3 separate regions of the Homo sapiens genome follow, and all the other regions are linked to region 3. Evidence: chromatin contacts called from ENCODE Hi-C or POLR2A ChIA-PET data. All regions are on one chromosome and are shown on one strand. The core of a region is the stretch at or near the end of the contact, and the rest is flanking DNA. Distances in the headings are between cores, read along the strand shown. Region 1 overlaps TSHZ2 (teashirt zinc finger homeobox 2). Region 2 overlaps TSHZ2 (teashirt zinc finger homeobox 2). Region 3 overlaps TSHZ2 (teashirt zinc finger homeobox 2).

Region 1 (4,521 bases), core at 1,602-4,101, 76 kb after region 3:
ACAGACACTGAAGCTTCTAGAACAGGATGCATACTGTCCATGTGGTATGAGTGTGCACAGCTTACGGAAAGAAATAATTAAAAAAAAAAAGAAAAAGAAAAAAAAGAAGGAAAGAGAAGGAAAGAAAGAATTGCTTGTGCAGCCAGGAAATATTTTGCTATGGACAGCACATCCCAGGTCCCCAAGATGAAATATTAATGTACAATTTGTTTATCTGTGGGCTCGCATCTTTCCAGCACTGAGCTGTTAATTTTCTATCAGCACAGACAACGGATCAGTCAGTCATGAACTCTTCACAGCCATTACCCGGAGACATTTTGATTAAGTATGCCTAATGTAGTGGATAGGGAAGAATGAAAACACTCTGCCTGCCAACTAGTGATTGACCATTAAGCCACTGATGAATGTGCCTGTCAGAGAGGAGACAATTACCTCAACAATGAAGAAACTCTTCTGGAAGGCTTATTTCTCCATAGGGCTGACACATTTTACCAGATTACAGGCGTGCCAGTTTGAAAGCGTGTAAGCCGATCACTAAGGAATCTTCTCAAAAGTTCACAGAGGGAAGGAGTAAAAAGAAGGGCCACAATTTTCTCAGGCCTGCTCATACCTCGAGCTTCCAAAATAAGATCCTGAGCTGTCCAGCGCTTGCGAGGAAGGTGCACTGACTTAATATTTAGGAAAAAATTTCACACACACACACACACACACACACACACACACACACACACCATCCCTGGAGAAAAACAGGAGGCTGATGAAATAAAATAGAACCCCAGGTAGACAGGCAGGATGTTTCTCCCCACAATGAAGGACAGTACCTGGACGGTGAACTAAATTTCATACTGGAAGTGCTTAGAAAAAGAATTTAGTTTTGACATTTTGTTATCTCTTAAGCTCGAGGCAGCTTTATTAGATAATGTATTTGTCCTTTAGTGTGTCTCTTATTATGTCTACAACGTAGAAGCACAATTTAGAGCTGTCCATTACATTATGAAGTCATTGGTTAGCAACTGGGAAGGAATCCCAGCTGTTCTCTCAAGTCCTAAGGTTTATGAAGCCTCATAATCAATAGGCCCTGGGAATGCAAGGTGATGGCCATTTCTTCAGAACATGAAGACTTAGGAATTAAAAAACTGAGATAACTGCTCACAGATAAACTTCTATTGATTTATTAATACACACGTCGTACCTGGAGAATGTGATAAAACTTATGTTCTTTAAAGCTTGCCCGTAGGTCCCAAATACTGTACTGGACATCCTTATACTAAACATTCTTTTATATTATCTGAAATTCAAATTTAACTGTGCATCCTGTTCTTTTTTATAAATTTATTTTTTATAAATAAAAATATTTATTTTCTTTTTTATAAATTTATTTTATTGCTAATTCTGGCAACATCACTTAAGAGGTAACATCAAAAGGTGGGTAAAAGCATAAGATTTCAAGCCAGAGAATGGAGGCTGTGGTTTGGGGCAGACCATGACCTCTCCTTGAGCCTTGGTTTATTTTTCAGGGTAATGGAAAGAATAATCATGCCAGCTTATTTGTTAGGAAGATGAAAAAAAGATAATGTATGACAGTTTCTTTCATTTTGTATTATTTTTAGATTGTGATTGGCTGATGGACGCTCCACAAAGTATGAAATTTACTCAGAGTTAAACCAGAAGGGTCGACAGCACGGGCTTGGAAGTCAGGTACCCCTGGCTAGGTAGATCAGCCTGGCCTCTAAGCAGCTGCAGAAGCTTGGCCGAGTCACCTGACTTCACTGTGTGCCTCTTTGTCATTTCTAACATGGATACCATTATGTCTCTTTACTGGGGTGAGAATTAAAATGCAAAAATTCACCCAAAGCCTGTGTGGCACAGAGTAAGTGTCCAATAAGTTCCGGCTCTCACTTGTACTACAATGAAGTGATGTGAGTTAAGGTGACAAAAGCAACCTTAGATTTTCCTCCCTGGGTTGGTTGTGTGCCTCACAATAGAGCCTGGTGAGTGTTGACAACTTCCGTTTTCTTTTTATACTTCCTTTAAGCCTTGATAAAAAGGTCACAATGATGTTCTTTAGTCCGTTCTCCATCAAAGCAGTGAAATATCATCCAAGCAGCTCAGGAACTCCGTTCTAGACAAGCCTTCTCAAAACCACAGCTATGCCACTATCAAACAATGATACTCTGTTTATGAAACTCAATAGGGAAGACATACGTAACGTTAAACCTTCCTGAAATGTCACACACTTTTAAACAAGTGTTTTAGTTGTGCATGTTTTACCTCTTTTCTTTCAAAATGAAACAGAAGACGAGGTGGGGCTTTATTTAGTCTGGGGCAAAAGAAAAAGTTTCATCCAGCAGAGTTTAGCTCCCCTGTCAGATGATAAATGAGACAGGTGATTTTTTCGCTTCCTTATTCTTGAAAAAGCTAGCAATGGTGAGAAACAATCATCTTTAGGTCTGAGTGAAGCAAGGGGTCTTCCTTTCTCCTATTTTCCTTTCATCCTCTACCTAGCATTATTTCTTCTCGAATGTGTTTTTAACACTAGTTGTTCAAACAGGTCATGAATCCTTTCTCCTTCCTTGATATACATTTTGACTGTTGCCAGAAACTACCTTTGATGTGTTCCTGTAGAGAATAACACAGGCTTTCCTGTTTGTCTCAGAGCTGCTGAACTGAAGCTTCAACTACAGAGAACAAAACCATCTGCATTTAAAAAAATATCAGCACCCCCTCCCAAACACACACACACACACACACACACACACACACACACACACACACACACACGCACATGAACGCACACACAACATTGTCATTGTAAACCCAGACCGGGTCTCTCTGGGGTTCATAGAGTTCCTGTTGTGCCTCTCTTGGTTGTTTTAATGTGAGTTTTCATCACGCTACTCCTCATCTCTGCTATCTGTGTCTTAAAATAGCAACAGTCATTATCAGATGGCTGTCCCCCTCTTCCACTCCTGGCTGAACTAGAGAGCCTCTCAGATTTCCCCACCAAACCTCTGAATCCATCTGAGGTTTGCTCATCTGTCTTTCTAAGTCAGCAGAAGGAAAAACACAGGAAGACTGTGCCTTGAGCTATAACGAACCCTGGACATCCCCCAGCTTGTGTCAGTATCTCCCGAGGAAACTTTTCATGGAATCAGAGCGCTGGAAGAGACCTCAAGAGATCAAAAAGTCCTGAAAAACAAGGGTTCTAAGAAACTGAGAATCACAGAATATTAAAAATGCAAAAAGCTTCCGTCATCTCATCTCCTATCTTTCTCATCCAGGTGAAATTGTTTCCATTATTTTGACTTTTCCCTATTCATCCCACTTTCTGATCCTATAACAGTGTTTATCCCATTTCTATAACTTGCATGATTTCTGTTTTATCTCCATACTGCCTGTATTATTATTTTTTAAAAATTGATTTCAAAAAGATTCATTTTTTTCTTTACATTGGATTGAGCAGTAACATCCATGAAATCAGTTTTAATATATTAGTTTTACTTTCCCCTTCTATTACACAGCAAATGAAACCATAATTATTTTAAAAATTCATGCTTCTACCACCTAAAACAATCACTCATATGACTGTCCTACACATACAACAAGTTGGAAAAAAATACACTAGGGCAGAAGCCAGCAAACTTTTCCAATAAAGGACCAAATAGTAAATTTGAGCTTTGCAGGCCAAGAGACAAAATTTAAGATATTATATAGGTACTTATATAACCTAAGAAAACTAATTTTCACATTTCCTCCCAATCATTAAAAAATGTAAAAACCATTCTAACCCATAGGTCATACAAAAACAGGTGGCGTTTAGCTCACAGGTCACAGTTTGTCAACCCCTGCTTGAAACATATATCTGATACTTACTTGAACCTTCTCTGAAATGTCTATAATGGTGAGTGAGACAGAAAAAGACTCATTGGACGTCTGCGAAGATGAACTATTTGGACATCATAAGTGTTTAGCATAACACCAGGCACAAACAACATTACTCAATAAATATTAGCTGTTGTTTTCATTACCATCATCATCGTCACCATCTTCTTCTCTCTTAGTGGGGTTGGTTAACCACTGAGTATGTGGCTTGGCACACAGTAGGCACTCAGTGAAAGCTAGATGGTGTTATTATTTCACATGGTTGGGGTATACAGCATCTCAACCATTTGAGCACATCAGACTTAACTGTAGGATTTTTTAAAAACACACATGCTGGTTTTCCACCCCCAGAAATCCCAGTTTGCCCAAGGAAAAGCTGAGCACATGACTTTTTTTTGAAAGCTCTAGAGGCGATTCTGATGATTCCAGTCACAAACCAGTGGCTGATAGAGGGAGGAAAATCTGGGCAACAGGGTAGGAAATCCCAATCTCTAGACTGGCCGTTTGCTCTGCTCAGTTTTATGGTCACATACGACACCAGCTGGTGCTTAGCCCACTTTGGAAATGTTGGATTCCATCTGTCAGTCAGTCATCAACCGATGCTAACTGAGGAGACCTATCGCACACTGGCCCTTGAGC
Region 2 (4,957 bases), core at 1,763-4,262, 72 kb before region 3:
CTGCATGGCTGAATTTCTAGCTTCTCTCAAAAGATCTGATTGGCCACCCCTGGTCTGTGTTTCTGTGTGGCAACAACCAGTAGAGCAACAGCCATTCAGCCATTCAGAATCAGGGTCAGGATTAGGGTCAGGGTTAGAATAAGGGTCAAGCTCAGGGTCAGGATAAAGGTCAGGGTTAGGCTGAGAGTCAGGGTTAGGGTCAAGATTAGGGTGAAGGTCAGGGTTAAAGTTAGGGTGAGGGTCAGGGTCAGAATTTGGGTTAGCCCCAGTGAGCCCTGTGTAGAAACTGTGTAAGCTCCTAAGTCACCTGAGTTCCCTGGCTCACCTCTGAGACTGCAGTGGATTGGATCTAAGCTCCTTAATGCTTTTTTACTTTCACAGTCAAGAAAGTGAAAAAAAAATGTTGCCAATCAAACTATTGTACAATGAAGAATGGAGGATGCATCCTAACTTCAGGGATGTTGTAATGTGAAAAATGTATATCTTAGGATTTTAGTACATGGTACCTGCGTGGCTCTGGCAGAAATCAGAGTTTGTCAACCTTGGACCAGATGATGCTTCCCATTTTACAGCAACCTTGCCCTCGAGTTCAGTTCTAAACAGAAGAGAATCTTTGTATTTACTTCCAACCGTCTTGTATTGCTTAGTATTTTATAAAGGCATTAATTATAATGAAATATATTCATACATATTATTTTGTATGTATCTTGATATATATCATGCTTCATCTCACATTATGCTAAAGAATAATCACCAATGGTATCCATATGTATCAATTATGACCAATATAAAATTTAAAAATAACTTGAAGGCTGTAGTTATTAGAAAGGCCATGAGGTGATAGTAACATTTACCCTAGTTCACAATCCCTTATCTTTGATTCCCAAAATCCTAAAAGCTCTGAATACCAAAAGTTTTTTTAAACTTATTTTCTGTGATTCATGTAGCAGAAAAATCTATTGAACTTTTTAAAGCTTAAAAAAATCTCATTTAGTAATCCTAATGCTTCATTGCAGAAATATTTATATTTTTACATACAAGATGCTATTCCTCACCTTCCTTCCTGAAGATATTATCTACTACATGGTATATGTACCATATTCTCTTTCTAAGATCTGGAAAACTCTGAACTGTAAAACACATCTGCCTCAAAGAATTTTGGTTGAGGAATTTGTAGATTTGTATAAATATAGACACTAGCCCTCCCAGCTAGGAAAGACTAGTCCAGAGTCAAAGTAAGTTTTCTCTAAGCTTTAGCTACACCCATTAGCCGAGGCTTGATATTATGCATTATTTCTTTACTTAGTCCATTCTTGATCCATCTCAGCGAATAGGCACCAGTATAATAGGACATTGTTCCTTAATAGGGATGGGCTTGTTATGTACCCAGCTCCCAATTCTATCTCTTATGACTCTAACCACAGAGGGAGAAAAATAGTGATAGAAAAAACATACTGCATGCACCTTCTGTTTTAACAGGAATGTGCTGTCAAGAGAGCGTGATATGATAAGGCCTTAAATACATTGATGCTCTAACAATGTGTTGAGAATGGGAAAGGTAACATTTAATAAGCATGTTAGGGTAATTAGTTAAGTCACTTGTCAATTAACTAGATTACCTAATAGCTAATTTGTCTCTCCAAGCAGCAGGCTTTGTGGAAAGGCAGTCAAGGAAAACTTATTTTGAAAGGATGGCCTTCCCACGTAAGTATACCTAAGCCAGCCCAATTTCAGTGTTTCTGTTGGCCTCAGAGCTCCACTGGTGAGGATCTTAGTTTTCTTATTTGCTTTTAAATGAAGTCCCTTCCTTTTCTTCTCTTTTTAAGATCTTCTCCTTCCTTCCTTTCTTCCCTCCTTCTTTTTCTTTTCCTCCTTTCCTTCCTTCCTCTCCTCCTTCCTTCCTTTTTCCTTTCTTCTTTCTCTTTCTTTCCTTCTTTTTTTTAAAAAACTTTTATTTTATTTTATTTTATTTTCCTGTAGTTGATTTTACCTTAGATTAGAAGCCACCAACACTCCCTGTGAAGGACCAGCTAGTAAATATTTTAGGCTTTGCAAGACAAGAGACTAAATTGAGGATATGTGCAGGTACTTATGTAACAAAAGAGAAAACAGATTTTTACAAAATTTTTCAACCATTTATGTGAAAATTCTTTCTAGTTTGCCAGCTATATAAAAACAGGTTTCAGGTGGGATTTGACTCACTGGCTGTAGTTTGCAGATCCCTGGTTTGCATCATCACTAAATTGTTAATTTCCTAAATCAGCATGGTTAGATTTGCAATCTGGAAGTTATCAAAATCATCTGGCCTCCCCACTGTGTTCATCATTCACCCTCCCAATAAGAGGCTAAAAGCATAGACTCCAGACCCCAACTATCCAGATTTGAATCCCAGCTTTGCCAAGAAGTGTGCAACCTTGGATAAGTTACTTAACCTCTCTGTGCTTCAATGACACCATCCCCAAAACAGAAATAGCGATCTCATAGGATTGCTATGAAGATTACAGTGAGGTGTATAAGTAAAACATTTACCGCAGTGTCCGGCACATAGGCAGAACTATGAAAGTGTTAACTTCTTTTTATTACTTTAATGGCACAGGGAGTAGAATAAGGAACACTTCCCCTTTGCAATGAAATGATAAGCAGACTCTATTCCCTGATCCCTGGAGATCCATTTGGTGACGGACTTCATGCCAAGAGGAGAGAAGCTGCAAGGAGATATTCTTGGGCATTTTCCGAGCGTGCTTATGCAAACAGGATGCTGTAAATGTCTCTTTGGAGAAGGAGCCTGCCAGCAGGTCTCAGTTTTGCCTCGTGATTTATTGGGACCCTCTGCTTTTGTTCAAATAGGTTTTCCTGCCTCAGCTCTTCAATGATTGGACTGCAAGTCATGCCCTGTATAGTACCAAGTCTGTCTCCATGCCCTACATAATATGTGATGAGAAGAAGTGCTATTAAAGAGGTTTCCTGTTACGGTCTCCTCATTGGCACCATGAGCTGAGCGGAAATCTCTGAAGGACTTATTTAGCATGCACACACTAGAACTGAACTAAAGCAGATCCTTGCATTGGCAGCTCAAGAACTTTAAATGCCCCTGGCAGAAACTCCTCCTCTCTTTCCTCCCCCTCTTTCTCTCACTCCCTTTTGATGTTCTCTCTTTCTTTTAGCCTATCGTTGACAGTAAGTGCAATCACATTACACACAGCTTTCTTTGGAAAGCCCCCTTTTTAATGATCTGGCAGACACTGAGCCCTTCCAGAAAAAAAATTTCAATCCCTCTTCCCACAGCTTCCGCAAGCCCCAGTGACAAATGACACCTGTCATTCTGTCACAGACAAGCAGCACAGACAGGGATGTCAGTGATGTATGGCTCACCAGCAGAGGAAATCAACTTTAAAAAAAAAAAAAAAACCCTAAAAGAGCTGACCAGTACATTGTCAGGATCCTGCTCCCAAGGCCTCGCCTAACAGACAGACTGGAAGAGAGACAGAAAAAGTTTCAGCTTGAGGGGGAAGAATGTATAAGATCAAAACACAGAAATATTTATCTACGGAGAAACTGGCATCAAGTAAGCCACAGATTGCTTTGCATTGTTTATTTCTTTGCAGTGCTCTGGATATTAGCCAAATTCTCACCTCCTCCTGTGATTTATGGAGGAAAAGGTTGATTCCTGCTCTGTGAGAATTCTCTTTCTGGAGCCTCTGAAAAAAAGTGAGTCAACCCGAGCTTTGTTTGTTAAGCCTAAATTACCCCATTTTACACTGAGTCCAATGAAAAGCAATAAAATTTCCAATAACCCCCAAGGGATTCCCTCCATACAAAGACTGTACCCTGAAGATTAATAACCTGCCTTTTATGTTGATGGCAATCTCAGAAAAGATTGGGAGATGTCTTCATTTTCTTTATCTATATATTTTTTCTATTTTGTATCAACCCCCACCCCATGATCCATACATATTGAATGCAAAAACTTTTTTTTTCTTTCAATCAAAACCACTGCACTTAGATCCACTTGGGGTCCTGATTTAATAGGCAAACTCAGCCACATTCTCAAATTGAATATGAGCATCTACAGGGTGTCAGGCCTGTACTATATCCAGAACAAGAAATTAAGAAATAGAAAGCAAAATTCTTCCTATGCAGGATTTCTCATCTTCAACACTATTGAGGTTCGAAGCTGGATCACTCTGTGTGGTGGGCGGTGTCCTGTGCACTGTGGGAAGCTTAGCAGCAACTCTCGCCTCTACACGCTAGATGCTAACAGCTTCCCCACCCTAGTTGTTTCAATAAAAAGTGTCCCAGACAATGCAGAATGTGCCCTGAGAAATGAAGTTGCCCCAGTTGAGAACCACTGTTCTAGACATTTGAGATCAAATCCCCAAAGAGAAATAACATTCATGTGATCAATTGAAGTTCGTAGATAATTAAACACTAAATAGTACGATATAGAAAATATTAGCTGTAGGAATTTAGAGACTTTCCAAAAGACACATTTGTATTTATCAGGTTTGTGCAAATGCCTCTATTTTAAGCTGTGTAACAACAACACAAATCTTGTTATAAGACATAGACCCACTGGCCGGGCATGGTGGCTCACGCCTGTAATCCCAGCACTTTAGGTGGCTGAGGCGGGCAGATCGCAAGGTCAGGAATTCAAACCAGCCTGACCAACATGGTGAAACCCCAGCTCTACTAAAAATACAAAAGTTAGCCAGGCGTGGTGGTGCATGCCTATAATCCCAACTACTCAGGAGGCTGAGGCAGGAGAGTCACTTGAACCCAGGAGGTGGAGGTTGCAGTGAGCAGAGATGGCACCACTGCACACCAGACTGGGCAACAGAATGAGACTCTGTCTCAAAACAAAACAAAACAAAACAAAATAGACCCACCACTTATTTTATGCATGTCTTATGCATAGATATGATGGAACTGAATATTGGTTTAAAACAAACAAAAAGAA
Region 3 (4,670 bases), core at 1,996-4,495:
AATCCCAAACTCATAGCTGGTGGACTTAGGCTGTTCATCTCTTTGTTATTCTGGATCAACAAAAATGATACGACTCTAAAGCAGGTGTCCCCAGCCCCTGGGCCGCGGGCCGGTACAGGTCCGTGGCCTGTTAGGAACCAGGCTGAATAGCAGGAGGTGAGCGGTGGGCGAGCGAACATTACCACCTAAACTCTGCCTTCTGTCAGCAGGGGCATTCGATTTTCATAGGAGTACGAACCCTGTTGTGAACTGTGTATGCGAGGGATCTAGGTTGCACATTCCTTAGGAGACTCTAACTAATGCCTGATCATCCGAGGTGAAAGACTTTCATCCTGAAACCATCCATCTCCCCTACCTTTGTCCGTGGAAAATTGTCTTCCATGAAGCTGATCCCTGGTGCCAAAAAGGTTGGGGACTGTTGCTCTAAAGAACTGACTTGCAATGTTAATAGAGGATTCAATGCATTTGTTAAATGTGTACACTTGTACCTTTGTCCTTGCCTACAACAATATCATTTCCTGTAAAGAGATTAAGCACAAAGCCAGGAAATACCATCCTCTTCCTTAAGACCAAGTTGAAAACTACTCTGTAAGAAGCAGAAATTTAGTGGCCCTTGGGAGGAAAAAATGGTGTTACTATTCACAATGTTTGATTAGCACCAGGGAAGGGCAGACCAATTTCTCTCTAGAGCCTTTTAGTAAGAATTAATGGGAAACACATACATAAGGCTCTCTATGCGTCTGGTACCATAAGAGCTCTGGATATATTAACTCGTTTAAGATTCGAATCATTCTACATAATTGCTTTTCGGGTCTTGATGTTTTTTATTAAATTAGGTAAGCTGAGCTAGTCTGGAAATTCAGTCAGATTTCCAGTTAGCTAGGCAACAAGTTTTCATTGGGCAACAACAACTTGAAGAGACTGAATAACCTAAGTTGAACTTTGGAGTCAGACCAATCAGAATCACGGCTTCACTCATAAGCTATGTGTATTAGGACATATAATTCAACTTTTGTGGACCTCAGGATCTCTTCTGCAAAAAAAAAGAAAAAAAAAACAGAAAAAGAAAAAGGTTACTAGTAGCTATAGTAGCTATCTGCTGGTGCTTTTGTGAAAATTAAATGAGATAAAGGGTATAGAGTGGCTAGTGTGATAGAGGGCACAGTCAGCACTCAATACATTTATTTATAGAGTTATTATCGTTTTATTACCAGTGTGGGGCCAGCTGATATTCACTTCGTTAGGCATATTGGCACATAATCCAGCTGTTTGAAATAGTGCCTGGCTCAGACCAAAGCCTTGGAATTTGGCCTCTAAAGACTTGAAGTCTCTGCATTCCTGATTTTTTCCTTTCTGTATTCCCAATACACAGGATTATTCTGTCTCTGTAGCGCTAAGATGCCTTAAACATAGCAGCGATTTGAGAGGGTTTTGCACTTGCTCTGCAGATTAACCTCTTCCAGTGTGAACATGTCACTGTCTACGTTAACCACTGTCTGGCAACCCGCATGAGATATGCACACTGTTGTCTCTATTTCTCATCTCTCATTTATTTTTCAACCCACCCAGTCTGGCTTCTCCTCCCATTGGTCTACTGTGAATGCTTTTACTAAGTTCACCCAGGAGCTCAGCCAAGTTAAGTCCAGTGTGCATTTTTTCAACTTGCACCTTACTGACTTCTACTAAAAGTAGTTAGTAGAGCTAACCACTTTTTCCCTCTTGAGACACTCTCTTCTCTATTACTTCCTATTTTGACAATCACCCTATGTTGATAGTCTTCCACGCTCTCCAAAAGCTCATGTTTTGCAGACTTTTTTCCTTTTCAATGTTGGATATTGGCCTTTCTCAGGGCTTAGTCTTTCTTCCTCAATAATCTCACCCTAAACATGCTCGTCCACTGCCAGGGGTTCATTATGTTCTATTTGCTAGGACTTTGACATTGATGTAATTGGGTATTATGTTGAAATCCAGATAAGTACCCAATGGTCTTCTCCCTAACTCTTGAACATCAAACTTAACAGTTCCCAAATGGAATTACGATTTTTACCTTTACCAAAATTTTCCCCCACTCCATTATTCCCAGCGTACCTCTAAATTTACCATATAGCCAAGCTCTATTGATTTTTACCACCAAATCTATCTCAATCCACCCACTTCTCTACATCTCTATTGCTGCCAGCCTAGTCTAAGCCACCATCTTTTTGTCACCTGATTATCACAGTAACTACCTCACTGCTGTCCTTGAATCCATCCTCATTCTACTCCAATACATCCAGCAAAATGCAGCCAGGGTATTTTTCAAAGATAATTTATGATGTAATCCTGTGACTAAAAACCTATAATAATTCCTCCATGCTCAAAGACCACATCGAAAAGTGTTAACATGATCCCAAATATGCCAGAGTCCCTCTAATCCAGTTTTATCTTGTACCATTTCATGTCTTTTTTCAAGAAATATTTAACGAGTATTTATTAGGTGTCAGGCATACTGTAGTTCTTGGACTTGGCAAATCTTCTACAATGAACAAGTATTACTCAAAATTTTAATTTAAAAAATGTCTAGGTGTTCATTCAAAGGAATAGAAAAAAAGCTGTCATGAAATGGTTAAACCCACATTATTTTCTCTATTCTGAGTAATCCCCCTAAGTGCAAAACTCTTTACTCATATGTTTTTAGATTTTGGGTTTAGATCTTTGACTTCAGGAAATCTCCCTTTCTTAGCGTGAACACACAGATTTTGCAGTCTAAAGCTGGATTCGTGATTGATAGAAGCTCTTCGCATGTCATTCTCCCTCCTTTCCGATAGATTCACTCTCAGAAACAGTCATGCAAACTCTGCCTACGCATTCAGTAAATTGGAGAAGTTGACATTCTAAACATCTAAAAGGTAAGGATTTGGGTAACAGAAACTCACCCACATTGTACACAGGGCACATTTCAATTTTCTGCTGCAGTACTCAGAGGAGATTAGAGTGTTCACAAAGTTAAGAAATTTCAGAACAGACAGGGAGAGTGAGCAGCCAATTTCCATTGCATCTTTGCAAGTGACTATCAGGAAATTTGTTATTAATTTTGTCCAAGGTGATGTAATCCAAACATTAGTCACCAACCTCCTTTTCAGCGATAACGAATGATCTATTAATTGCCACACTGACTGGCCTTTTGTCAGGCTTTGTTTTTCTTTGACCTTTGTGCAGTATTTGATACCTCCACTACCCTGTCTGTGTGACTCAGGCTTGGCTGCTGTGTATGATGTGCCTAAACCTCCTGGGTCGTCCTCCCTTCTGTTTGCCTTTCTATCTCTGGATCATCCAGAATTGCTCCTAATATGTGGACAGGTCCCAAGACTCTGGTCTTGTCAATCTTTTCTCCCCTTGCTAACTCTCCCTTCTCAAACAAAACTAATTCACTCTCACAGCTCCAACTGTACAGATGATCCCCAGAGTATTATCTTTTTTTTTTTTTTTTTGAGGTAGAGTCTTACTCTGTCATCCTGGCTGCAGTGCAGTGGCACAATCTTGGCTCACTGCAACCTTTGCCTCCAGGGTTCAAATGGTTCTCCTGCCTCAGCCTCCCAAGTAGCTGGGATTACACGCACACGCCACCATGCTATTTTTTTTTTGTATTTTAGTAGATACAGGGTTTCACCATGTTGCCCAGGCTGGTATCGAACTCCTGACCTCAAGTGACCCACCCGCCTTAGCCTCCCAAAGTGCTGGGATTACAGGCATGGGCCATCGTGCCTGGCCTCCAGAGCATTATCTTTACCTCTCATCTCTGCTAAGCTCATAGACTTGTGTCTTCAGCACCTGAGAGACTACTTCCACTTGGTCACACTTTTCCTTTCCCCTCTTTTGCTTTTCCATCAGAATTTACCTCTCCACTCTCTCTAAGCCCGAGTTCTCTTAGGAATACCATGATTCTTCCGGATACAAAAATGCAAAACTCTGAAACTGCACATCAGGGTCTTGTTTATAACTCTTTCTTTAATGACTTCCCATCACTCTCTGAATTGCGTCCAAAATGAATTATGCATCTGCAAGTCCCTTTTATAATTTAACTCTTTCCAGCCTTCCAGGATCCTCCATCTAGTCCTTCATCAGGTTGTGTTTTCCTAAGTTCATTGAATGTGCAACATCTTCCTGCCTCATGTTGTCAGCAAATAAGGTACCTGTGCCTAAAATGTTCTCCACTCCATGGCCTGCTCCACCCTCACCTCCCACCATCAACCTAATTTAGTGCTGTTTTTTTCTTTTTTAGCTGTGAGCTTTGACATCACTCATCTCAGTAAGCCCTCAGTGATCTTCAGACTGGGTCAGGACCTCCGCATCGCTTGTATGGAATCTGGCCCAGTCCTTTCATAGTATTAAGCACAACTGAAACGTGCAGTCTGATACTGGTTTCCCCACTAGATTGTGAGCTCTGTGAAGGCAAGGACTTGCTCATCTACTTTCATCCAGTGCCTGGCACACAATAGGGCCTCAGTAAGTTGAACAAATGAATGAATGAATTAAATCACACTTTGGTGACTCCATTATCAGCCATGTGCAGTTTGCCAGCAAATTCAGCAATTTTTCTGGTTAATATCACTCCACCCTTCCTTCCTGTCTCCATCATCCTTTCTGCTGTCATCCAGTCCAGGCTCTCATCATCTCTTGCTTGGATCACT

What was found. Hi-C counts contacts between places; a loop is a spot of excess contacts on that map. ChIA-PET counts read pairs that join two places held with the same protein, here RNA polymerase II (POLR2A). Pooled maps may share reads with other maps.
Region 1: a loop to region 3 is called in a pooled map, with 4 times the contacts of the local background. The contact joins two enhancer-like sites. A Hi-C loop is called at or near these places in 11 of 50 pooled maps. POLR2A ChIA-PET finds 5 or more read pairs at or near these places in 3 of 52 experiments (OCI-LY7 and activated naive CD4-positive, alpha-beta T cell).
Region 2: a loop to region 3 is called in a map of naive thymus-derived CD4-positive, alpha-beta T cell, with 2.3 times the contacts of the local background. The contact joins two enhancer-like sites. A Hi-C loop is called at or near these places in 1 of 168 maps with a recorded cell type or tissue (naive thymus-derived CD4-positive, alpha-beta T cell) and 11 of 50 pooled maps. POLR2A ChIA-PET finds 5 or more read pairs at or near these places in 8 of 52 experiments (MCF 10A, activated CD4-positive, alpha-beta T cell, activated CD4-positive, alpha-beta memory T cell and 2 more).

What each region holds. Positions count from the first base shown.
Region 1 is chr20:52,999,466-53,003,986 of GRCh38, reverse strand. The region is part of intron 1 of TSHZ2 (teashirt zinc finger homeobox 2); the gene reads right to left. Among named protein-coding and RNA genes, the nearest start is that of TSHZ2, 29 kb to the right of the region's middle. Within about 2 kb of position 2,851, at least 6 of the 41 ENCODE cell types and tissues checked have a DNase peak (open chromatin) inside an H3K27ac peak, as active enhancers do.
Region 2 is chr20:53,147,631-53,152,587 of GRCh38, reverse strand. All of the region lies in intron 1 of TSHZ2 (teashirt zinc finger homeobox 2), which reads right to left. Among named protein-coding and RNA genes, the nearest start is that of TSHZ2, 180 kb to the right of the region's middle. RefSeq lists a silencer at 3,172-3,372. Within about 2 kb of position 3,012, at least 3 of the 41 ENCODE cell types and tissues checked have a DNase peak (open chromatin) inside an H3K27ac peak, as active enhancers do.
Region 3 is chr20:53,076,211-53,080,880 of GRCh38, reverse strand. The region is part of intron 1 of TSHZ2 (teashirt zinc finger homeobox 2); the gene reads right to left. Among named protein-coding and RNA genes, the nearest start is that of TSHZ2, 110 kb to the right of the region's middle. Within about 2 kb of position 3,245, at least 5 of the 41 ENCODE cell types and tissues checked have a DNase peak (open chromatin) inside an H3K27ac peak, as active enhancers do.